Regions from separate parts of the Homo sapiens genome. Here region 1 is linked to region 2. The links are chromatin loops, found by intact Hi-C in ENCODE. Cell type or tissue: natural killer cell. All regions are shown on one strand. Links, peaks and the distances in the headings refer to the core of each region. The heading gives the core; the rest is flanking DNA. Region 1 overlaps LOC124904326 (a long non-coding RNA gene). Region 2 has its middle 62 kb from the start of SMIM21.

Region 1 (11,868 bases), core at 2,370-10,369, 200 kb before region 2:
TCACAGCAGTCATAGGAAACATCACCGTGAGACTGTGGGCCTTTTCTGGAGACAGGCGGGAAGGCCGCGGAGGGGTTTGGGAGAGGACTGACGCAGTCTGACTTGTAGTTTAACGGGTTCTGGCTGCTGTGCACGGGTGAGAGTGAGGGAGGCCAGCGAGGAAGAGGAGGAGAGAACAGATGTGTGCATGTCGGGGTGCAGCGGCCAGGCAGGCCTGCGGGAGGCCTAGCCCGGGGCAGCAGCACTGGCAGGAGAGAGAAGCGGTGAGATTCTGGATGCGTTTTGAAGGCAGAGCCACTAGAACTGCTCACAGATTGGCTGTGGGCGTGCAAAGAAGAGCGCAGTCAAGGACGACGCCAAGACTGTGGACCTGAGCCAGGATGGAGTGGCCTTCACCGAGAAGGGAAGGCAGACACCCTCGGGTTTGAGAGGTGAAGGAGGAGGGGTAAGGTTTGAGGGTCTGTTTACATCCAAATGTTGGAAAAGGTCTGGAGGCCAGAAAGGAAGCACTGTCGACAGGGGAGAAAGTGCCGGCCCAGAGAAATGGCAACCTTGACCCCTCGTGCAGAAAGGAAGGGAGCCGGTGCCTCTTGCTTTAATACATGGAGACTGAGGCCCAGGATTTGAGTGAATGACCATGGTCCCAGGGCTGGTTGTGCTGGGGTTGGGGGTGCTTTGCCCTAGTCAGCGCTCCACCAAATGGACTCCCCCAGATTCTCAGGTTCCTGCTGCCATGTGAGCTCAGCACTGGTGGAAGGGCCATGAACAAAGACGATGATAAATAACTGTGTACCATGTCCGCGAGGGGGTCTCGCATGGCGCCCCAGGGGTCAGTGCAGTCTGGCTTTATTTAACGTCTTCGTTAATTATCTGGAGGAGAGGATAAAACTTGTTAATTGAATTCACAGATTGTGCAAAATTAGGAGGTGTTGAGAAGACCAGTGAGGACAGAGAAATCGTTTGAAGAGCCCAAAATATGGACAAGAAATAAAATGAGGCTCGGCTTGGAAAACGGCAGGAGGATGTAACCAGAGGATATTAATCCAAAACATTGGAATTCAATGGGCAGTAACAGCCAGGAAAGTAGAAATGCTAAAAAAAGCCTATGGGTAATGTTGGACAACAAATTAATTATAATTCTACTGTGCAACTCTGCAGCCAAATGGTCCAGTGTCAGTTTGCCCCATACTTACAGGCCTCATTAGCCTGAGATGGGAACTCATAATCCTTCTCCGTCTCTGCACACACACACGTACGCATACACACTCGTCCACACACACACACGTCCGCGAGCACACACACGTCTGCACACACACACGAACGCACACACATGTCTGCACACACATGTACGTGCACACACACGTACGCACACACACATGTACGCACACATACACATGTACGCACACCCATCAACCCTCCACATCTGAAATGTTTTTGTTCCCGGAATGGCTCAAGAGTAGAGAGTGATAGAGCAGCCAACAGGCCCTCCACCTCGCTGCCCAAAGCCTTCCTTTCTTTAGGGAGGAAATGTGTGGGCAGGGTCCCGGTCAGGAGTGAATGTAGGGAGGATGGAGCTGGGGGAGGGGATGCAGAGGCTTCGCAGATGTGCAGGTTCGGGAGGGGCAGTGCCAGGGCAGCAGGTACCGGCCTGTGCCTCTCCGTCCCGCTTGGTTGTCATCATGAAGACAATAACAACAGCGGCTAATATTTTGGGGATGAGCATGGTATTAAGTCCTTGATATAAAATATCAAGTCCAGTTTTGGCAGCCGGCTGAGGTAGTAGGATTATCCTCAATCCCCGTTACAGGAAGCAACGCTGAGGTGCAGCCCAGTATGGTAATTAGTCCAAGATGGCAGTGCTAGAGACTTGGCAGTGCCGTGGCTGAAACTCCAGGGCCAGTGCTCACCACCACCATGTCACGCAGTGTCCCACCACTCCACACAGTGTCCCACAGGGTGCAATGAGGGACCGGGTGTTTCCTTCCTATTCCATCACATGTAACTACCCAACATGAAGTCATGACCATGTGGCAACCTCAGCTGTAGGTGACGGGGATCCAGCCAGCTCCAATCAGAGCACCCATCTGGGGCTCAGGGTCTCAGCGGGGGTCCCCATACTTTCTGGTCTGTGTGACCCAATGTTAAAAATCAAGAAGTCCCCCAATGAATGTATATTGATTTGTTAATAATATACATATACCCCAGTACTAATTTATTATATATGTCATATAACTTACCTCAAAATAAATATGATAAATACATAGAAGTGGCATTTCTACTGTTTCCCCGCTAGGCTGTGTTGCGGCAGACAGGCAGCCCATATGGAGCCCTGGTTTAGGGACGGGCTCTGACACCAACAAGCAAGTGCAAGTGGACTGGCCTGATAATGCCCCCGCATTTATGTCCACCCAGAAACCCAAGTGCAACATGATTTAGAAATAGAGTCTTTGTAGATGTAATCAGTTAGGATGAGGTCATACTGGAGGAGGGTGGGCCCCGACTCCAATGACGGGTGTCCTTGCAAGAGGAAGAGCAGACACAGAGACACGCATAGAAAAAAGAAGTCCACGTGAAGATGGAGGGGAAGACGGGGGCCGTGCTGCTGCAAGCCAAGGAATGCCAGAGATTGCCGGGAGCCCCCAGGAGCTGGAGGGGCATGGAACGTTCTCCCCGAAGCCCTCGGAGTAAGCGTGGTCCCGCCTGCACCTCCATCCAGCCTCCAAAACTATGAGAGAATGGATTCCTGTTGTTTTAAGCCACTGGATTTTTGGCACTTTGTGATGGCACCTGTAGGAAACCGACAGGGTTCCAGAAGAGCAGGGGCCGCACCTGACAGAGCTCAAGACTCAGGGCTGTGCCACTTTCCCTGGGATGCCCTGCGGAGTTCTAGAATGTTGGTACTGTAAGGAACCATCCCTCCCCCTTCTCATACCCAATAGGAAACTGAAGCCCAGAGAAGCTCAGAGCCCACCCAGCACCACTGGTGGACTCATGCAGAGCCCAGCCTTCCCCCACGGCCCAGGCTCCCTCACTGCACAGCGCGGCAAACTTTCCCATGAGCTCCAAATCCGCGTGGCCAGCCTCACCTGGTGTCCCCATTCTAAAATGCGACTCCCTGTGGCACCCACACCCTCGCCTGTCCGCCAAGCCTGCCTTCCCCGCTGCATGCCCTGCCTCCACCAGTCTCCCAAGGCTGACCTCCATCCCCTTTTCTCAACAAGCAACCCGATCGTCTTGATTCTTTCACCTGGATGTCTCAAATTGGCCTCTCTTTATTACCCCAGCTCCCACTGCTCTGAGTTGGGCTTCCCCATCTCCTGCTATAGAATAGTCACAACCTCCTCCTACCCCAGTCTCTGTCCCAGTCTTGCCCCCACACCCCAGCTCACAATCCATTTTCACATCACATTTTTCTAAAATGCAAATCTATTCAAGTTCCGGATTAAACTCCTCTAAAAGCTCAGCTCCCTATCACCTTTTAAGTTCATTCAGCTGAGCTCTTTGGGATAAAGGGCGTTAAGACACAGCTGGGCCTGAAGGTTGCGGCCCGCAGGTGGAGGGACAGACAGATCGGCTGTGCAAATGACAGACGCAAGGAAGGCATGGACGTCTGCGGGCTCCTGCCCCGTCCCATGAGGCCTCTGAAGACTTCCAGGAGCAGTGGCACCTGGGCTGAGCCCAGTGTCCTGAGTGGCAATGCAGGTGGCACGCCCCTGAGGCTGCTGGGGGTGAGGAGAGTGTGGGCGCTTGGTGCTGGCTTGGATGAACGGGCAAAACCGTGGTGTCACTAAGTGGGAGGAGAAAACCCAAGCCCAGTTCCTTGTGTTGTTCAATTCACTCGCTACTCTCAGGTTATCTCCAGCCTTCATCTCCAGCACAGCCCGCCTGTTCCGCTCCCAGCCTTACAGTGTGCACCCACTGCCCACACAGACATGGTTGCAGTCACCTCCTCCAGGAGGCTGCCCTCTACCACCGCTCTTGGCCCCCCCAAGGGTCAACTGCTCCCGCTCTGGCTCTACCCCATCACTCTGCTCCCACCTGGGCTGAGAGCCCATGCCCCCTCCTATGGCAGCCGCCTGCCTGTGCACTTGGCCCTTTCTCTGAGTGTGGGCAGCAGGTCTCATTCATCCAGAATTCGCAGGCCTACGCGTGCCCTGAGGGGCCTTCCCATGCCTTGTGTCGCATGGTCCTGCACAGTCATGGTCTATGTGCAGCGGGCTAAGTCTCCCTGAAACTCGGTCCATGGGGGACTGGCACTTCCCATGCAGATGGAGCTGTGAGTTGAAGGCCCTGGGGCAGACCCTGGATGAGGCTGGGCCTGAGGCGGCAGAAGAAGGAGGGTGGTCCAGGAGGGGCCTGGGCTTTGCTCCCAGAGCACTAGGCAGTGTGGGGAGTGGTGTGGCTGGACCCGCCCTGTAGTCCGCCTCCCCTTTCTGGAGGACAAGCTGCCAGGACAGAGCCGGGGGTGCAGATCACGCTGGGCTTCATTTCACAGTCTCAGCGTGCTCCCGACGGCGTGGGGAGATCCTGGCAGCCCTGCCAGGGGATGGGAAAAGCTCTGAGAAGAACAGTCTTGATTGTGGACTTTTTTTTTTTCACAGTTTCAGCAATTTTAGGTGACACTTGCCTGGGGCTATTGGGTGTTGACTTCATTTGTGTATTCTTCCTTGTCTATTGTTGATTGCAGCTGATACCCTCAATGGATCTAGATTCCAGCCCCTCACCAGTAGGGAAAGGCGAATAGTCTCCAAATTCCTTGGAACTATTTCTCACAAAGATTAGGAAGCCTTGCCGGAGAGACTGCAGCGGCTTAGAAGAAGCAAGAATACATTTGATTGAGGAATACCAGCATTCGAGACAGAACAAAAGGACGAAAGTGGCGAACAGATGGGTGGGTGTCCTGTGAAGGCTCATGATCTATGTGAGCAGAGCAGGCTGCGCCCTCCCTTTTTTTTTGTTTTTGATGCATCAGGGTCTGATGTGATATGATATGACAGAACATGTCAAAAATTTAGGGGAAAATAAAACCCTGGTTTTTTTTGAAACATCAAACTATTGCTATCAATAGGAACAGCAACTGTTCAAAAATTTGTTTCAGAACTGCCAAGAAGTGAACGTTCGTGGAAAAAAAAAAGTATTTTTCCCTGCTGTTTGCAAGGTGGACACAAATGCAGACGGTAGGAGGTTGACAACTTGACACATGTCTGATAAATCCAAAGCATACAAAGTCAACAACTCGCTGCTCAAGAAAGCATTCTCGAAATAAAGAGTGCTGCGCAGAGAAAGAAGAACCATTAAAAAATAGATTTTCCGAATTCAGTAAGTAGTTTAGCCCTCGGAGCGCCAGTCTTCAAAACAAGGAAGCTTTTTCTTTCTCCCTTTAAAAGAGAGAGAGAGAGACGGAGAGGAGGCGATGCTGGGCTTGGAGCGGAGGGGGCCTGCTGCATTTGAAATGAACCAGGTGAAGCAGTGCCGCATCCAGCCAGCAGATGTGCGAGGCTCGGAGGGCTGGTGACAGGGGTCAGGGTTCGAGCCTTCCAGATCCCGGCTGTTCGGCAGCTCAAGGCAGGAGTGGGTTGAATTTGATGAGTTGGTCCAGTTACAGGGAATTCACAGATCACAGTCAATGCCAGGAAGATTTGGCCACCAACAGCCTGTCTGCGGCTGGCCAGGGGGACGGCATTTGGGAAGCTCTGTCTGCTGCCTGAACACTTGAACACGGACAGAGAAAAAGGCACAGACACTCAGGGTGAGGGCTGCAGGCACCCGACTGAGTGCTGGAGAAAGGAAAAGAAAGAATGAATCATGTTCTTAATATCAAAATAATTAAGAATTTTGTTTTAACCATTTTTTCCCCAGACTGCTAATGCTCTTTTCTTTTTCCCATCATGATGAGTATGATGAGGAAGAAGATTGTAAATAAATGTGAAATGAATGGCAATTCTCATGCAAGTCTCACGTAAACAAAAGTATCAGCATTAAAGTTATGAATCCTAATTTGTGCCATGGAGCTAAAATCTGTATGCTTCTGAATTAGGGAAATATAGACATACAGCACTGAGAAGCGTCTCTGTGCGGTTCAGAAAACTGACACAGTCTCTCCAATTTATGGGAAAATTGACATAATTTTGCAAAAATGCAAAACCATTTGCGAACTGGGTTTTGCATAATGGGATTAATTTGGTTGACTGTCATATCCACTATGCTGCAAAATGCAAGGTAATCACAACATCATTCTGGGTTTTTTTTTTTTTTAAGGGAAGAAAGAGAAAGGAAGAAAGAAAGGAAAAGCATTTCCCCCTATTCTGACTATCTTTTCATTAAGGGAAAATACCCAGTCTTCTAGGTGGCACTGAGGTACCTCTAGAAAACAATGCTAGACAAAATTCTGCAATGGTTGCCTTCGTGAACTGAACTGAATTGGCCTAGCTCCAGTGAGAAAAATTAACAGCTTTCATAGAGCATGAACAATTGCTGCCAGAAAAAGTCCGTACTTTCTGCTTTGGGGTGTGTGTGCGTGTGTGTGCATTTGTGCAGAATTATACTGCACAACAGAGCTAGGGCTGTATTATATACAATTTGTTACCACACTCAATGATTTAACCTCATTATTATGAACCCTCTTTCTATCAATAAATAAGAGCTGATTATTCTGAGAAGAAGGCACAATATGTGAATTTGTGAAACAGCGAGGCTATGCCGTGGCGACAGTGACCCCAGCGTCTCAGTGGCTTCACACAGCACTGTTCTTTCTTCTTCGTGCTACGTGTCCAGCATCAGCAGGAAGGCTCTGTCAACTGCTGTCCCTCAGGGTCCATCCGGGCACAGGCTTCCTGGGATGCCCAGACAGGAAAGGGGACACGCAGTGAGCACACCAGGTCCGAAGGCTCCACTTGGAAGAAGCACTTTCACTTTCACCCACATCTCCCTGGCCAAAGCAAGTCGCATGGCCACACCTACCTTCAGAGGGCGCAGGGAGGACTAGAAGACAAGTGAGCCCATGTAGTTGCTGCCACAGTCAGCATGCTGGGAATTTTTCTATCTCTTTCCGTTACTCTAAAGATTGATGATGAAATAGACCCTTCTTTTTGTCTTCTCCAGATAGAGGGACAGGTGTGATTGGAGAGAGTTCTTCCTTCACTATGAGGCATTCAAGGCAGGGTGGCATTTTTCAACTCAACCCAACAACAACGGAGAGCCTGCCCCAGGCCTGCTAAAGAGGCTAATGTGGCAAGGAAGACATAGAAGACCATGTCTTCCTCATCTCAAGGGAATGATGGAAGAATGTTGGTAGGAGTAATGGGTGGATGAAAATACCTTCTATGCAAAGCCGAGCGTGGCCAGTGCTGCTATTCAGAAACACGAGAGTCCAGGCAGGCTTCCCATGAGAGGCGTTGACACTGAGCCTTGAAAGATTCCTGCTGGTGGGAAGGTGGGGAGGGGAACAGCAAGACCAAGGCATGTGGGAATAGTCAGTCGTCCAGTTTTCAAAGAGCTTCTGAGTTTCCTTGCAGAGAGCTGGCACTCTATGATGGGTGTCCTGGCAGTTAGAGGTGGGGAATGTACACTTGGTTTAGCAGCTCTGGACAAGAATGGCTCCACCTGTCTCCTTAGCATCATTCTAGATCCATAAGGTCATGCCTGGGCTGCTTACGCCAGTGACTCATTCTAAATCCGACAGTGCATTCTAGAGGCAGGAAGATCTGGGCTCAAGTCCCAGTTCTGCAATGTACTGACCATGTCACCTTGGGTGTGTTGCTTGGCCCCTGCAGGCCTGCCTTCTCATCTGAGTGGGTCTAATCATACCGACTTCATAGGGCTGTTTAGACTGAGGGTTAAAGATCATGTCTGTGAAGAATCTTGCATATAACAACAAAAAATAAAAACAATAATAAAAATTAAAAACAAAAACCTCACAACCAGACAAAGGAAGGAATTACTTTAGCATTAAGAAGAATATTCATTATAATACTTTCTCAATAAAAAGCTCTTGTTAATAGAATTGCATTGTTATTAGCTTTGTCTTAAGGACAATGACTGCTCATTAATTACATGAACACCCACTGGGGGCCTGCTCAGCTGACAGGGATTCCCCCAGCGCCCTTGTCTGTCCTTTGCTTGTGCCCTTCTGCTGTGGTCATTATCCAAGGGTGGCTTGGTCAACAGGGCTCTTTCTCCTAGGAGTGTGACACTTGGCCAGAGTCGCAGTGGAGCAGCATCACTTTGCTGACGTGTCCTATGGGATGTTCACGAGCAAGTATGCAGAGGCACCCTGAGCTGCTCTGTGGCCAGGGTGCAGGTGTTTGGCTGGTCCCTGAATTCTACAAACCAATGTAGTGCCCTCTCAAATCCCACTTTATGGTTCAGACAGCAGCAGGTCTCCTGTGCTGACCTCCAAGTTACACTTGGTCAACAAAACAGGCCTCTAAAATAAAGAAGACTCTTCTTGTTCTTAAACGGAATTCTCAAGTAAGAAAGTAAGAATGATTGATGATCAACTTGTGTTTTTTTCTTTCATGTAAACAATTGTCATGAGGTCAGTGAATCCCACGGAGCAGGTTGCAATAGAGGTGATGGTGATAAGGGAGCCGGAAGAGAATGGGCTTTGAAGGGTCCACAGGATGTGAGGTACAGACTGCACCCAGATTTGCACAGGACGTCTGGTGTGGGATGCAACGACCCCGAAGGTTTGTTTCTTGCTGCTGCAACTGGGTAGACTGACTCGGGCACTGCTCTTAGGTGAAATCCTCCCCCAGGGGTAGGGCTGAGCTCAGGTCAAGGTTAAGGCTGCTGACCAGGCAATTCTAAAGAGGGAAAGAGGAGAGGCTTGTCTCTCCTGCCCCCATTTCAGGCCTACCCTCTTTTCCTAGGGGCGAGGGGAGGACCATGGGAAGAGACGGGAGGAGCTGACTCTCATTGAGGGTGCGCCTTGTGCCAAGAGCTGCAGTAAGCTCTGTGCATCTGCTTCTGATGTCATGGACAATGGTCTTCATGCAGCCCCTGTTGTCCAGCTGGGAGAGTGGAGGCTGAGAGGCACGTACCCCTTGCTAGGGTCACCAACTAGGAAGGGCTGGACCCTGGATTCAAGGCCAAGCCTTTGGGACTTCAGGACTCTCAGTCTAACTGAACACCAAGCAAAATGTTACTCCAGGGGTAAAGGAACACCTGCACTGAACACCAGGCAAAGTGCGTCATTGTTTCTTTTCCAAGCAATGAAGACAGGAGGGAGACAGAGGAGAGGGAGGCACTCCCCCCAAAACCCTCACCCCAAACAATGAGGGACTCAGCCCCTCAGAGCACCTGTTCTTTCAAAGAGTTGGCTGCACACATTCTGGTAAAGCTTCGTGCTGTTTCTGGAGCGCAGAGGGACATGGCTTTATTCATCTGCTCTGTGCAGGGTGTCGCTATCCCGAGGTTAAGAAGCCTGGCATAGACCACTGATGCGGTTTATTGACGGAGCCCCAAAGCCTGAACTCTGTCTAGACAAGGCTGACGGTTAAATTCCTGCTGGTCATGAAAGGTCAAACTCAAATATAGAACAAATGGTGTGCAGCTCCTGAGAGCAGGGTCTGCAGGTGTCAGTGTTAACTGATTGTAACTCCTACACCAGGCAGGTGAATGCTTCATCCACAGACCACACCAAGGCATGGGGACAGGTGAGCACCCAACCCCATGATCTGTGGAGGGGCAACTGTGGTTGGCAGCATCAGCAGATGGCCTGAGTGCCCAGAGTGCTCACCAGGATCCTCGGTCAAAGGAGGTGCGCTCTCAGGAGGGGACTTTAAACCACAAAGGTTAGACAAATAATCAGAGGGTGTGGCTGGAAGCCATTCTGGGTGGCCCTTGTGGGTGAGAGTGTCTCACTTGCCCTGACTTCCCAGCAACCCTAGGGGAGAGTTCCAGTCTCCATTCCATGGAAAGGCTTCTTGTCACATCATTGTCCCAGGAAAACTGCCCATGACATCATTCTCTGAGCTCTACCCCAGGCACCTCATAGAAGATTCACGTCAATGATCTCCAGTGAGGTGCAATTCGCTTGAGCTAAAGTGCCCTGTACAATCTAGGGTGATCTGCAGAAGCCAGGGTACCCTGTAGGAGCTGGGGTACCCTGTATGAACTGCTGGGTATCCTGCATGCACCTGGTACCCTGTATGAGCTGGGATATCCTTTATGAGCTGAGGTATCCTGTATGAGCTGGGTATCCTGTATGAACTGGGTATCCTGTATGAGCTGGGTGTCCTTTATGAACTGGGGTATCCTGTAAGAGCTGGGTATCCTTTATGAACTGGAGTATCCTGTAAGAGCTGGGTATCCTTTATGAACTGGGGTATCCTGTATGAGCTTGCTATCCTTTATGAACTGGGGTATCCTGTATGAGCTGGGTATTCTGTATGAGCTGGGATATCCTTTATGAGCTGGGGTATCCTGTATGAGCTGGGTATCCTTTATGAGCTGAGCTATCCTGTATGAACTGGGGTATCCTGTATGAGCTGGGTATTCTGTATGAGCTGGGATATCCTTTATGAGCTGGGGTATCCTGTATGAGCTGAGTATCCTTTATGAGCTGAGCTATCCTGTATGAACTGGGGTATCCTGTAAGAGCTGGGTATCCTTTATGAACTGGGGTATCCTGTATGAGCTGGGTATTCTGTATAAGCTGTGATATCCCTTATAAACTAGGGTATCCTGTATGAACTGGGGTATCCTGTATGAGCTGGGTATCCTTTATGAACTGGGGTATCCTGTATGAGCTGGGGTATCCTGTATGAGCTGGGTATCCTTTATGAACTGGGGTATCCTGTATGAGCTGGGGTATCCTGCATGAGCTGGATATCGGTTATGAGCTGAGCTATTTTGTATGAACTGGGGTATCCTGTATGAGCTGGGGTATCCTTTATGAACTGGGGTATCCTGTATGAGCTAGGGTATGCTGCATGGGCCTGGTATCCTGTATGAGCTGGGGTACGCTGTGAGACCTGGGTACCCTGTAAGATCTGGGGTGCCCTCTGCAAGCTAGGGTAACAAATGGACCCGTGTGTGTTCTGAGGACTGTAGAGGTTTATCCCTCTCAGGTAAAAATCCACAGGAATATTCCAGCCCCACAAGTGGCTCTGCTCCAACGAAGTCATTCAAGAAGCAGGCTCTGTCCAAGTTGTGAGATCCTTTTTCTGTCTTTCCCTATGGCAATGTCTATCTCTGCATGGCCAGAAGTTTTCATCAAGAAAGCAGGGAGAGGGTGTGGATGAGACACATCCATAGGTTAAGAGCTAGGTGTGGCGGTGCATCGGGCTTCCTCTCCCGTTCCACTGAGGAGTGCGTAGTCACCGACCACTCCCAGCTGTGGAAAGCAGGCACCGCAGTCCAGATTTGTGATTGGGAAGAAGGCAGGGCAGATCTGATGGATCTCTAGCAGTTTCCCCTCAGTAACCATCTCTCTAGTGCCTAAGAAATGGTGCCTGATGGTTCATTCATTGTAGCATTATTTTTAATACTAGATTTATTTTAAATTCAGACTGTGTTATATGTTATAATACCTTTATTTTATACTGGAAGCAAGCGTCAATGTAGGAGAGTCTTGAAACCCAGCACCAGATAGTGGTTGCTAATCCCAGTCTTCCATACAAGGATCCCGGGTTCTGTGAAGAAATGCTTAATTCTGGGACTGGGAGGGGAGTAAACAAGATGAGCCTGGAGCAGAAAGCAAGGAAGTGTCCAAACCAAGCCAAACCAAAACACCCAGGATGCCGCCATAATGGGGACATTTTAAAGGGACATAGGAGGCAATGGAAAGAACCCCCAGTGGCTAAAGCTAGAGCAATTTGAGCAACAAAGTAAGATAGCATTGGAAAATAACTCAAAGTATAGAGC
Region 2 (11,868 bases), core at 2,034-10,033:
TCTTTAGCATCCTGAAGAAATTTACAGTACAGCTAGGGAAGAGAAAACTAACACATACAAAATCAATAAAGAATCATTGTATACTAAACCAAGTGTTGAGTAGAATGGGGATTCAGAGGAAGGAGATATTTGTACGCACTCAAATAATTGGAAAAACTTAGAATCAGATTTGTCTTAAGAAGTGGAAGGGAAGTAAGAAGATGTCCTAGTAAGGGAGTGCACCTCTGAAGGCTTGAAGACTGGGAGGGGAGTGGAAGTGAGACAACACGCTGGAAACAGAGACCTCCCCAAGGAAACTGTGGGAGACAAGGTTGGAAGGTTAGGGTGGCTCAGGCTGTTAGGTGCCATGGAAGCCAGGCTGAGGGGTCTGTGGCAACTGAGGAGCTTCTGGGAGCTTTTGAGCTGGGGAACAGCAGGTGACACGAGCTGGAGGCAGCATCTGGAGGCAGGTGGAGAGGAAGCAGAGGAGGATGTGAAGAGTGCATTGGGAGCTACACAGAGGGGATTTGTCACAGTGAGGAAGGCTGAGAGCTTGGAGGTCCTCCTTAGATAGCTCTGAGTCCAAATCCAAGCTCCACACTTGCTGGCATGACCTTGGGCGGGGAATATTTTTTCACCTGTCCTCAGTTTACTCTTCTGTAAAATGAGGACAATATAATTTACTCCCAAGGGCTACATGTAATAACATCTATGAAATGCTTAGTTTGGTTCCAAATACGTGGAAAAACACCCAGTCTATGGTGGCCGCATTAGTTTCTTGTGGCTGTTGTAACAAATGATCACAAACTTGAAGGTTGAAAACAATTGAAATGTATTCTCTCCTATTTCTAGAAGCCACTAGTCTGAACTCAGCATCAGTGAGTCGAAATCGAGGGCTGACAGGACCGGATTCCCTCTGGGTGGTCCAGGAAGGAATTCGATTCCTTTCCTTTCCAACACCAAGAGCTGCATTCCTTGTGTTCTGTGGGTCACGGTCACTGCCCCCGTTGTCCAAGCCAGCAGCACAGCCTCTCTGTGAGTCGGCTTCTCTCTGCTTCCATTGCTTGGCTCTGTCTCCTGCGGGCAAAGCCCCTTCTGCCTCCTTCTTGTGATGACACATGCAATTGCATCAGGCCCACCAGCATGGTCCAGGACCACCTCCCTGTGCTACGCTGAGTTCTACAGGTGAGGGCTCTGTTCACAAAGCGCCACACACCTGGCGTCGTAGCACAGGAATTCATTGTCTGACAGCTCTGGGGGTCAGATGTCCCAGATCATGGTGTTGGCAGGGTGGGCTCCTTCTGGAGGATTGGAGGGAGAAGCTGCTCAGACCTTTCTGCTGGCTTCAGGCGGTGGCTGGGGTGGAGGAGGTGAGCAGGTGGAGGAGCTGAGAGGTGGGAGAGGTGGGGGACAGAGAGGGAGTCTAGCAGCACCAGCCCAGAACTTGGGTGATGAGGACAATTAGTCTACATTGGAGGGCCCCATCTCCCGGCAGGACTCCTTCTGTTCTCCAAGGTGGGGGTAGCATTAGCTGAGTGATTTCTTGCGTTTGTCTGAGACTAGAGGGTGTCCTGGCCAGGTTCTCGGGTGTCTGGAATGCTGTCTTCCAGGAGATACTGGGCATGGAGACAAACACGTGTCCATGGCCGCAGGACCAGCTGGCCGTGAGGGGACTGCCTGTGTGGTCTTGCCGCAGTGGGTCCCCGTCCAGGTGGTGCAGAGGGAACGTGGGGCTGAGGTGTCTTCATGGGAGGCCATGTCGGGGGGGCATTCCACGGCCACGCTCTGTCTTCATGTCCTCCAGGCATAAGCAGAATAAACAGATGAACACAGAGAGACTGGGACCAAAGCACTGGTGACAACCCTCTTCCTGATGGTGTCCTGAGTGTGGGAGAGCAGTGACCACCAGTAAGCGTGGGTGTGCGTGCACGTGAGTCACTCACTCATAAGGGACTCTCCGAGTGAGTGTGAGGGTGCGTGAGTGGTTGTGTGTGAGGTGATGAGTGTGTGTGAGTGGTTAAGTGTGTGTGAGTTTGTATGATTTTGTGTGTGTGTGAGGACGTGTGTGTTTGTGTGTGTGGTGATGTGTGTGTGTCTATGTCTGCATGAGTGTGTGTGCATATGTGTGAGTGTGTGTGAGAGAGTCACTCAGACTCTCACGAGCGAGTGTGAGGGTTCATGAGTGGCTGAGTGTGAGTGTGTGAATGGCTGAGTGTGAGGGAGTGTGAGTGTGTGTGAATGGCTGAGTGTGGGTGAGTGTGGCTTGAGTGTGAATGTGAGTGTGTGAATTTGCATATGTGAAGTAATGAGTGCGTGTGAGTGGCTGTGTTTGCATGAGTGTGAGTGTATGGTTATATGTGTTTGTGTATGGGCAAGGTGGTGTGTGTATGAGTGGCTAAGTGTGTCTGGTAAGTGAGTGTGAGTGTGCATGTATGTGAGGGTGTGTGTGAGGTGATGAGTGTCTGAGTGTGTCTGGTAAGTGAGTGTGAGTGTGCATGTATGTAAAGGTGTGTGTGTGAGGTGATGAGTGTCTGAGTGTGTCTGCATGTGAGTGTGTGTGTGTGTTGCAGGGAAGTGGGGGGTCAGAAAGCCTCACTCAGGTAGTGACCCCTCCACGAAGTCAGCAAACGCTCACTTCCCCTGCACCCTGCACACGGGTTGGTGGAACCCATGAATACAGAGGAAATGCACACTTGCACCAAAGAGGAAACCGCCCAAGCCCTCCCTCTGCTCTGTGTGTCTGCGTGTGCAGCTCCCATCCCAGAAAACAGAATCCATCAGCCAGGATGAAGTAAGTTCCAGCCACCAGGAACTCTATAGAGTGGTTCAAAATGGGTAAAACAAGAATATCTCGGAATCACAGAACACCAGCTCCTGTAAGGAGCCACACATTCCTAGAAAGGAGAAAAAACAGTCCTTCTGAAAAAACCCACTTCCAACACCCACATCCCACAGACACAACAAAATAGGAACAGGGGAAAATTCAAGATGGGGGAAAGCCCGGAAAAGCAACACCAGAGAGGGAAGACAAAGAGCAGCGTGACAGTCCACTTGCTGCTGCTCCGGAGTGAACCGTGAGGAATAGTCCTGGGAATTCACGAGCCGCTTTGCCACCTGTGAGAACACCGTGGCTTGGGCTGCTGGAGGAGCTGCTGGGTGCCGAGCAGCACGGCAGCTGGGAGCCTCCATGACCGATGCACCACGGGCCACGTGAGGCCCTGCAAACCCCAGCATGTAAATATACCCAGGTTTATTTACAGCCGTAAGTGCTCAGTATGACTGTCCACATAGAAACATATGCTATAAACACAATACCCAAGAGAGGTAGAATGCTTGGGGAAAAAGGAGAGAAGAAATTCCAACAGCTGGACCCCAGGTAACAAAAGTAAGGGATGGTTTACCCTCTATTTAAAAACCAATGGCATCTTTTTACTAAGAACTCTTTAAAAGAAAAGAAAAGCAAAGGAAAGAAATGCTTTGGGGTTTTGAAGTAAAAATTCATGACCAGGATGCCTTTACTTCCTGTCCCTTCAACCAAGACATCCTTTGCCGGAGTCCTTTATCTGGTGCTTTGTATACATATATTTAATCCTATACAAAAGTGATAGGATGTCAAGAAAGATCTATAATAACACCATTTTTTAATTTCACTTCAAAGACTTGGCAATTTCTGATCCATGTGACATTCACACTCCTTCAGGGTCAAACAACATCTTGCAGCCTTCATAAAATGATTAAATATTTTAAACAGCTCCTGCTTATACCTCCATCGCCCCTCGAGACTGATACTGTTATCGTTTTTGTCAAAGCCAGTTTCCATCCGCATTTGTCATTCCTGCTTGCATTTATGAGTTATCAATCGCCACGTCAAAATGCAAAATAACTGATGTTCTTTGGGCGGTATTGGATGGTCTATCTGGGGCTTTTAATCAATGCTGATTTCTATTTTCCATACCCATACATAAATCTTTACCATTCTGGGCCACATATAATGCGTTTGTACAAAACGCAGTGACAGAAGCAGTGGTTATATTATCAAACATTATACCTCGGGGCTAACTGAGTACCAAGGGCTTTCAAAAGGAACGCTGGGAATTACCGTGCGGGAGACATGACCGCAGTGGAGAATATAAGGAATTGGTTGTTGCCGTTTATAAATCAACATCCTGCTAGCTAATCCCTCTCACTTAAATACAGTCCAGATTCTTTCCCTGATCCTCTGTAACTTAGTCATTTTTTTTCTAAAAGGTAAAGTTTGCATAATCTACACAAATAATAATGAGCTGTGTGTTCTGATTTCTTCGACTTTTCCCCAGGGGCATAAATTCAAACGGCAGCATGGAACTTATTCAGGAATAGCTTTTTTTTTTTTTTTATTACCTATACTGGAATTTTCCATGTTATGTCTCACCCCCAGTTGATCTAAGAGAGAATTGGTTTTGCCCTTTCAAAGGGCATTTGCCTAGTTGAACAGCAGTCATTGCAGAAATCATTCAAACAAGACATTAGTGCCCAGCAGATTTCAGTACATGCGGGTGCCCAAGGCTGTGGGAACTCACACAGTACCTTTAAAATGAAGCAAGGGAGTATACGCAAGCTCAGAGTGGAACGCAGCACAGGTGTGGAACTGGCAGAGTCCAGAAATACACAGGTAATTCACCAGCTTCCTCAAAAGATTAAAACACGTGAGGAGCAGCCTCCAAAGTTTTTCCATTATGATTAGCTTGCTTCTTCATGGACCTTGCTGTAAACTAATTGGCCTCCTGCCCCTGCCCCCCTACCCCATTCCAGGCAGTGTAATGGCTGCCAGTTAGCTCCCCTGGCAGCAGACAGTGACAGGGCAAGGTTTTCAGTGGAAAGGGCTCTGGCTTAATTAGTTCTCTGGGATTCGCAGCAGAAATCAAGAACCCAGAAGACTGCTGCTATAACAAACTTGTATGTTCAGGAAACGTTGCAATTGTAAAGATGTCTCCCAGCATTTGAAATAGGAAGTCGAATACCAAAGTAAACAACAGTGTTGTTGAGGGATTAACAACGGTCAAACATGAGGATGAGAAAACTCACGTGGGCTCATACATCAGGGTGTCCTCTGAAAGGCAGTTTCAAAAGGCAACTTTGAGTAGCTGATTCAGAATAGTACCAGTATGATGAAAATGGCTTTCTGTACTGTGTTTCAAGAGGCAATATGTTCTGTATTGAATTCAAGTACTCACAGCTTAACAAAATCAGTGAGTAGCCAGCCTCATTTGGCAACTCGTGTGTTCAGTAAGCAGCATGTGATAACTTCAACATTTATTTATCTGAACACGGGGAGGCTCGCTGAGTGAACGGGAAGTCCCTGCCATCTCTGCAGTTTCAAAGGAGACTGATGTCATACGTCTTTGGAAAGGTCGTGTGACGTAATTAAGCAAGGCTGGGCTGCTGATGCCTGAGAGTGGCCTTGCAGGTGTGGCATTTGTCCTCCTTCTGTCCCTTGGGACCATCTGGACTGAGCCTACCCCCCCGGCATTTGGTAGGTCTTGGAATATTTGAAAATGACGGTCTAGCCCCCCTGAGTCCTCTCCTCTACATATCTCTCAGGTGTTGCTCAATCATTTTGGTCTTGCTTCTTCTCATCATTGTTTTTCCTTCTCTCTCCTCGGTACACTGTCGGCATTGTCCTCACCCTGGGAGCCACCAGCACTGACCACAGCCACCATGTGCAGTTGGATCAGGTCACAACAGCACGGCATTTTCACACTGACATTCTAAATGCTGCTTTTATTTTCGCATTGCAAGATTAAGTTATCATTTACTCCACAAGTACAGAGAGAGCGCCTACTGTGTGTTAGGTGCAGTGTGCAGTCTGGAGGCCACAGTCGTCTTGGCTGTCACCGTACCCCTAATAGCTGCACCTCTGTTCCATGCATTGTGGTATTTTTCATGTGGTCAGTACTTCTCAGTGGGAGGGCCCGTTTGCCCATTCTTCTTGGAAAACACAGCCAGCACAGAGTCAGGCCCAGGGAAAGTTCTTAACAAAGACTTCTGTGGGGACCTCATCGGGTTGTTTTAGGACTGCAATTGTTTTGCCACCATAGGTTTGGTTATTTTGGAGGTCTCAAGAGCAGTTCAGACAAGACACGATTCCTCAGTCATTCCCCGCAGGTTAGCCTGGGGCCATGGCCTTTGAGGGAGTGGAGGGAAGAGAAGGCCTAACATGGGTTCTGGGGCTGCCTCCTGGGCTTAGAAGCTGGGGGATTTGAAGCCCCCACCTCCGGGGGAGGGCCCCACTCCCTAGAAAAAGGCCCTGAGATGGCTGAATCCTGGGGGGAGAAATGTTGAATTTGCTTGAAAATTTACTACTTGTTTACTCTTTTAATTTCTTTACCAAGTTATTATTTATTTGAATATGGCTTCATTCCAAGCTCAATATTCAGTCTTCCAACTTAACACCAGAAAGAATTTGGAAACATACCTATTTCCACTATAGTAAATGTGCCTATTTCCCAGCCAGGGGCACTTTTGTCCCTTCCTCCCAAAGAGTCCTTGGCAATGTCTGGAGATGTTTTTTGGGGGGCAGGCTGGGGTGGGGCTCACCACTGACATCTGGTGGGTAGAGGGGACTCTGTTAAACATGCTACAATGCACAGGACAGTACTCCACAATACAGAATGATCTGGCCCCAAACGTCAACAGTGCTAAGTCAAGAAACTCTGATTAATACAGCAAATCCCCCCAAAGTGCATATTTGCATGGAAGAAAAGGAAGAAGGAAGCAAGAAAAATGAAGCTGTTGGTAATATGAATTTATATATTCTAGCCAGTGTAAGATAAGAGGAGACAATATGTTTTCCTTTTCTGCTGGATAAGAATTGATAAATGTTTATTAAAATGATATTTTTAAACCTGATTTTTTTATACTGAAGTACATACACTAGAAACACGGTTTCTATAAAGGCTCAAGGTATGAGTATAGATATAGTATGATATATTTAAATATCTAAATTGCATTTATATTGAGATGAATAGCTTCAGAAAAAAGCAATGCTTTTCATATTTATTTTAAATTTTGGATGAATTACAGCAAATGCAGTTAATGTAATTTCTGGATTCATGGAGAACGAAGCATGAGGACTGTTTTGCCTTGCCATAACAGCATGTGTGTCAATATTTCTGGGTGAAATCAAAGACAAATTCCAAATCATAATTTTGCAAATCATTCCAAAATGGGGAGCACTATGAATTTTGGCAAAGAGTCTATGCTATCTCTGTCTATAAATTTGGTATAAATCTTTGTTATTTGCAAAATATATGCATATCTTGTGCTGAGGTAAATGCTCTGGAACACAGCCTGGGCTTTTGGATCCAAAAGGCCTTTAATTGATTCACCGTTCTCTCCCTGTCTACTGGTATGAACTTCACCAAGTCATTTTAACCTGCCTGTCGCTTTGTTTTCCGGTATGTAAAATGGGGTTAATAACGGAGGTACTTCCTTTATGGGGCTGTTCTAAGGGTTGGTGGAAATGCGGGACACAGAGGAAGCCTTACATTGCCATTTTCTCATTATTAATAGTATAACTATTCTTTTTTTTTTTTTTTTTTTTTTTTTAGACAGAGTCTAGCTCTGTCACCTAGGCTGGAGTGCAGTGGCATGCAAGCAATTCTCCTGTCTCAGACTCCCAAGTATCTGGGGTTACAGGTGCCTGCCACCACACCCAGCTAATTCTTTATATTTTTGGTAGAGACAGGGTTTCACTACATTGGCCAGGCTGGTCTTGAACTCCTGACCTCAAGTGATCTACCTGCCTTGGCTTCCCAAAGTGCTGGGATGACAGGCATGAACCACCGTGTCCGGCCTCAACTATTCTTATTATAATAACATCTTGCTATATCCTCATCCTAAATATGTTAGTTTCCCAGGGCTGCTATAACAAAATCCTTCACACTAGATGGCTTAAAACAACAGAAGTCCATTCTCTTACGGTCTGGAGTCTAGAAGTCCAAATGCTAGGTGTCGACAGGGCCCTCCTCTCTCTGAAGGTTCTAGGGAAGCCATCCCAGGCCTCCCTCCCAGCTCTGGGGCTGCTGGCCATCCTTGGTGTTCCTTGGCCTGTGGACGCATCGTTCCAGTCTTTGCCTCTGTCGTCACGTGGCCTTCTCCTGTGTGTTTCTGTGTCTCTCCTCTTCTTAGAAGGACACAAAGTCTTATTGCAATAGGGCCCACCTCAGTCCAGTATGGCCTCATCTAAATTTGATTGCAAAGGCCCCATTTCCAGGTAAGGTCCCATTTTCAGGTATCGGTGCTTATGACGTGGACATATCTTTTCTTTTTGGATCCAGTATGACCCACACCACCAAGTGTCAAAACAAGACCCCGGATAAGCTGGCCTTGTTTAACTTAAATGGAAACTTGCAGAAACGCCTCACTATGTCAAGGAGTCGTCTCATGGTGGCTGTCACATGAAGCATGAAGGAGTGTGATGGAGGACCCAGCGTGGGAGGACAGACAGTGAAGCCGTCATGGGAATGCAGGGTGTGGCTCTGTGGACCACGCACATGGGCAGTGAGCTGCACAGGGAGGTTCTCTGGGGATGGAGGGGAACGTTACCTCCCAGGGGCTCCTGGGGAGTTCGGGAAGCGCTGACAGTGACTGCGTATTTCTCAGCTGCCACACGTGTCATATGCAGTGAGCTGCAGGGGAATCTTTAATTCTTGGAACTCGGATGAGGTGCTTAGAAACGAAGGCCTTTCTCATTTCATGGGTGGCAGCAGTCCTGTGAAAAAGTTTACCTCGTGTTGCTGCCGCCTCAGGTTTTAACAGTTTTGTCTTCCTGGGTTGTTGAAACAGCCACACACCTCAGGTCAACAATATGCGGTGACTTAGCCCTGATCAGAAAGGTTTCTGTCATGAGTTGAATTGCGTCTCCCCCAAGTTTATATATGTTGATGTCCTAACCCCCACTACCTCAGAATGTGCCTTTATTTGGAGACATGATCTTTGTAGAGGTAATCAAGTTAAAATGAGGTCATCAGGGTGGGCCCTAATTTAATGTGACTGGTGTCCTTATAAAAAGGGGAAATTTGCAGACAGACAGAGACAGAGAGAATGCCAGGGGAAAATGAAGGCAGAGATCTGAGTGATGCTTGTATGAGCCAAGGAGTGCCAGCGACTACCAGCAATCACCAGCACCACTGCAGCCACCTTGATCTTAGACTTAGCCCCGTCTCCAGGACTGCGAACCAATCCATTTCTGCTGCTGAAGCCACCCAGTTGGTGGAACACTGTTATGGCAGTTCCAGGAGACTCACAACAGTTCTGTGGGGGCTTCAAAGAGGACATGCCAATGCCCTGTGTGGGAGGGGCTCCAACATCAGCTCAAGCCTGTGTGCCTGAGGCAGATCTTCTGTACAGACGATTCACTGAACCTTTGCTTAAATACCTCTTACAACAGGGAACGCTGCCTCACAAGTCAGCCCATTCCTTTCTCAGGCAGTCTAATGATTGGGAAGTTCTTTCTTCCTTTACCAAAATCTGCTTCCTGATGTCACGGTCCTGTCCCCGAAAAGCCCAGTAGGATCACTTCCTCTTCCCCTTGGCCACCCTTCGGACCTGGGAAATAGCAATCAGTCCCCTCCCATCTTCATCTGACCAAGCACCCAGAGTTCCAGAAATCAATACCATGCAGGGAAATCCACCGAACACTGGTTGTTGGCCATGTGGTGCCGTGCAGGCACCTCCACCGCCCTGCGTTCCCATCGCTGTTGTTGAGACCCGCGGTCATGACATCCAAGGGCGGCTCCCAGAGCCCAGGCACTGGCTGCTCTTCTGAGGCTTGTCAGGCGGGTGGTGCTAGCCTTGGTTGGTGGATCTACAGTGCACACCACGGCCTTGGTCTTCACCGAGGCAGATCTGGAAGAGGTCTTAGAGAGATGTTGGAGTCCCGGAAGGAAGCTTCCTCTCAGATAACAGACTTTCCCTGTGGGGAGCGTGGTTTTAGCTTCACTGGGCTAAACACTGGGAGTGGTAGAGAGCTGTCCTCTCCTGTTCCTAGGGGAACCTGCTTACACAGAGATGGCCATGAGCACTGTTTGTCCTGGACACCTTCAGACCAAAAAGCTGATGCAATGCTGCTCTTCATTCAAGCGTGTAAATACAGTTAGTTGCCACTCAGGATCAGAGCATCTTTCTCTTGCTATTTGCCGATATTGCTAAGGCTTTGTCCCCGTGCTGAATCACACTGAAGGTTAATTTGGCTTCATAGAAAATAAACTACATGGCCTGAGAAGGATTTATTGAGTGTCTGCAGCTGGGGAGCTGTTCTGGAAACTCACATGTCCTGAAAAGCGGGGCATTTGGTCTTGTCACTCCCTTCTCTCCCCCTGCTCTCTGTCCCTATCCCCCTCAAACTTCTCCAGACCCCAATCCTTTGATAGAAAGGTCTTGTTGAAAGACTCAGACAGAACCAGCCCACTTCCATGGGGACCAGCATCTCCGAGTCCCTGCCAATAAGCTAGTGGCACCTAGTTTCACTGAAGTTGTGGATGAGACTGTTTTGTGATGCTTTGCCCTGCGTGTGTGTGGCTGTCTTTCATGAAGTCCTGGTACGTTTTTTGTCCACTCTTGGCTATGGGTTCCAGACATCAGTTTTGTAGATAAGAATTTCTCTGGACAGCCAGTGACATCACATGTCCTGTCTTCCGACCACTCATGAAACAGGACTCTCATTCCTTATGGTCCATCCCATGAGAAGCTCAGACACACACACACCACTGGGGGAAATATCACTGGGAATGGTGCTTGTAGCCATAGGCGAAATAATTGGTAGAATTAGAACTACTACACATTTACAACTGCAAATGTCTGTCTGGGCAGACATAGCCAAAAGCAGTGCTCCCGACCAAACTTTTGTATGACGAAAACAATTCTCCTATATGAGGTCATGGATAGTCTTTTTTTTTTTTTTTTTTTTTTTTTTGAGACAGGGTCTGGCTCTGTTGCTCAGGCTGGAGTGCAGTGGCAAGGTCATGGCTCACTGTAGCCTCGACCTCCCAGGCTCAAGCAATCCTCCCACCTCAGCCTGCTGATAGCTGGGAGCACGGATGCACACCACCACGCCTGGTGACTTTTTGCATTTTTTTTTGTAGAGAGCGATCCACCCACCTGGGCCTCCCAAAGTGCTGGGATTATAGGCGCGAGCCATGGCACCTGGCCATGGGTAGTCTTAAAATTGATAAAATGATGTCTTCGATCAATGTCTTCTTGTGGCATCAGTGGCTTAACTCCTGTGGAGGCCCTGGAACGCGGCATCTGTAAGCCGCAGGGAGCTGGCAGCCGTCCTGAGTGCTCTTCCCGGTTGCCTCCATGGTGCATTTTCTCCTCTGGGCCCCTGCCCCTGCGAGTCTCACTCCCACTCACTGCACCATGCCTGGAGAGCCTCAGCAGCCATCAGGCGAGGCTCTCTGCTGTCCCCACTTCCTGCTCCAGTTCGTCCTATACATAGCTGGCAGGATAATCTTCCAAGAATGCTATTTTCATCAAGCTACTCCCCTGCGTGGAGCCCACAATAGCTCTGCATCATCCTTCTTCAGCCCACTTCCATTCTTCTTTGACCTTGCTTCCCCGACCCAGAAGCCCCCTCCTCTCTGACCTCCTGCAACCCTCTCCTGCCTCCTGCTGGGTCTTACCGGCTCCTGCCATTGCACCTCTGTGGAGGGAATGACCTCAACCCCAATTTTCCATTTGCCTTCTCTTCCTAGTTTGCAGTCTCGCCTCTAGCTAAGATTTCTAATTTCCAACAAGCCCAGCGGAGCCAATCCCATGACACACTGAGCTCCCTTTGACTCTGCGATCTGTGTTGTGATGCAGATGTGGTTTGCTTCCCAAATTCCAACATGAAAAACTCCATACTTT

What was found. A loop is a pair of places that touch in the nucleus more often than their neighbours do. Peaks named below come from ENCODE experiments on the same cell type or tissue, not always from the same donor. Only the 100,000 strongest peaks of a DNase experiment are listed, where the experiment ranks them.
Region 1: a loop joins it to region 2, with 2.2 times the contacts of the local background. A loop is called at or near these places in 6 of 110 quality-filtered maps.

What each region holds. Positions count from the first base shown.
Region 1 is chr18:75,154,987-75,166,854 of GRCh38, forward strand. It overlaps LOC124904326 (a long non-coding RNA gene), which reads right to left. Exons shown (of 2, transcript XR_007066417.1): 2 at 11,519-11,868. Among named protein-coding and RNA genes, the nearest start is that of PTGR3, 48 kb to the right of the region's middle. In natural killer cell, for the core only: no CTCF peak of the experiment used is centred there; a DNase peak (open chromatin) is centred at 6,925; H3K4me3 peaks cover 628 bases.
Region 2 is chr18:75,359,467-75,371,334 of GRCh38, forward strand. No RefSeq gene overlaps it. Among named protein-coding and RNA genes, the nearest start is that of SMIM21, 62 kb to the right of the region's middle. RefSeq lists enhancers at 648-1,189, 1,190-1,730. In natural killer cell, for the core only: no CTCF peak of the experiment used is centred there; a DNase peak (open chromatin) is centred at 6,575.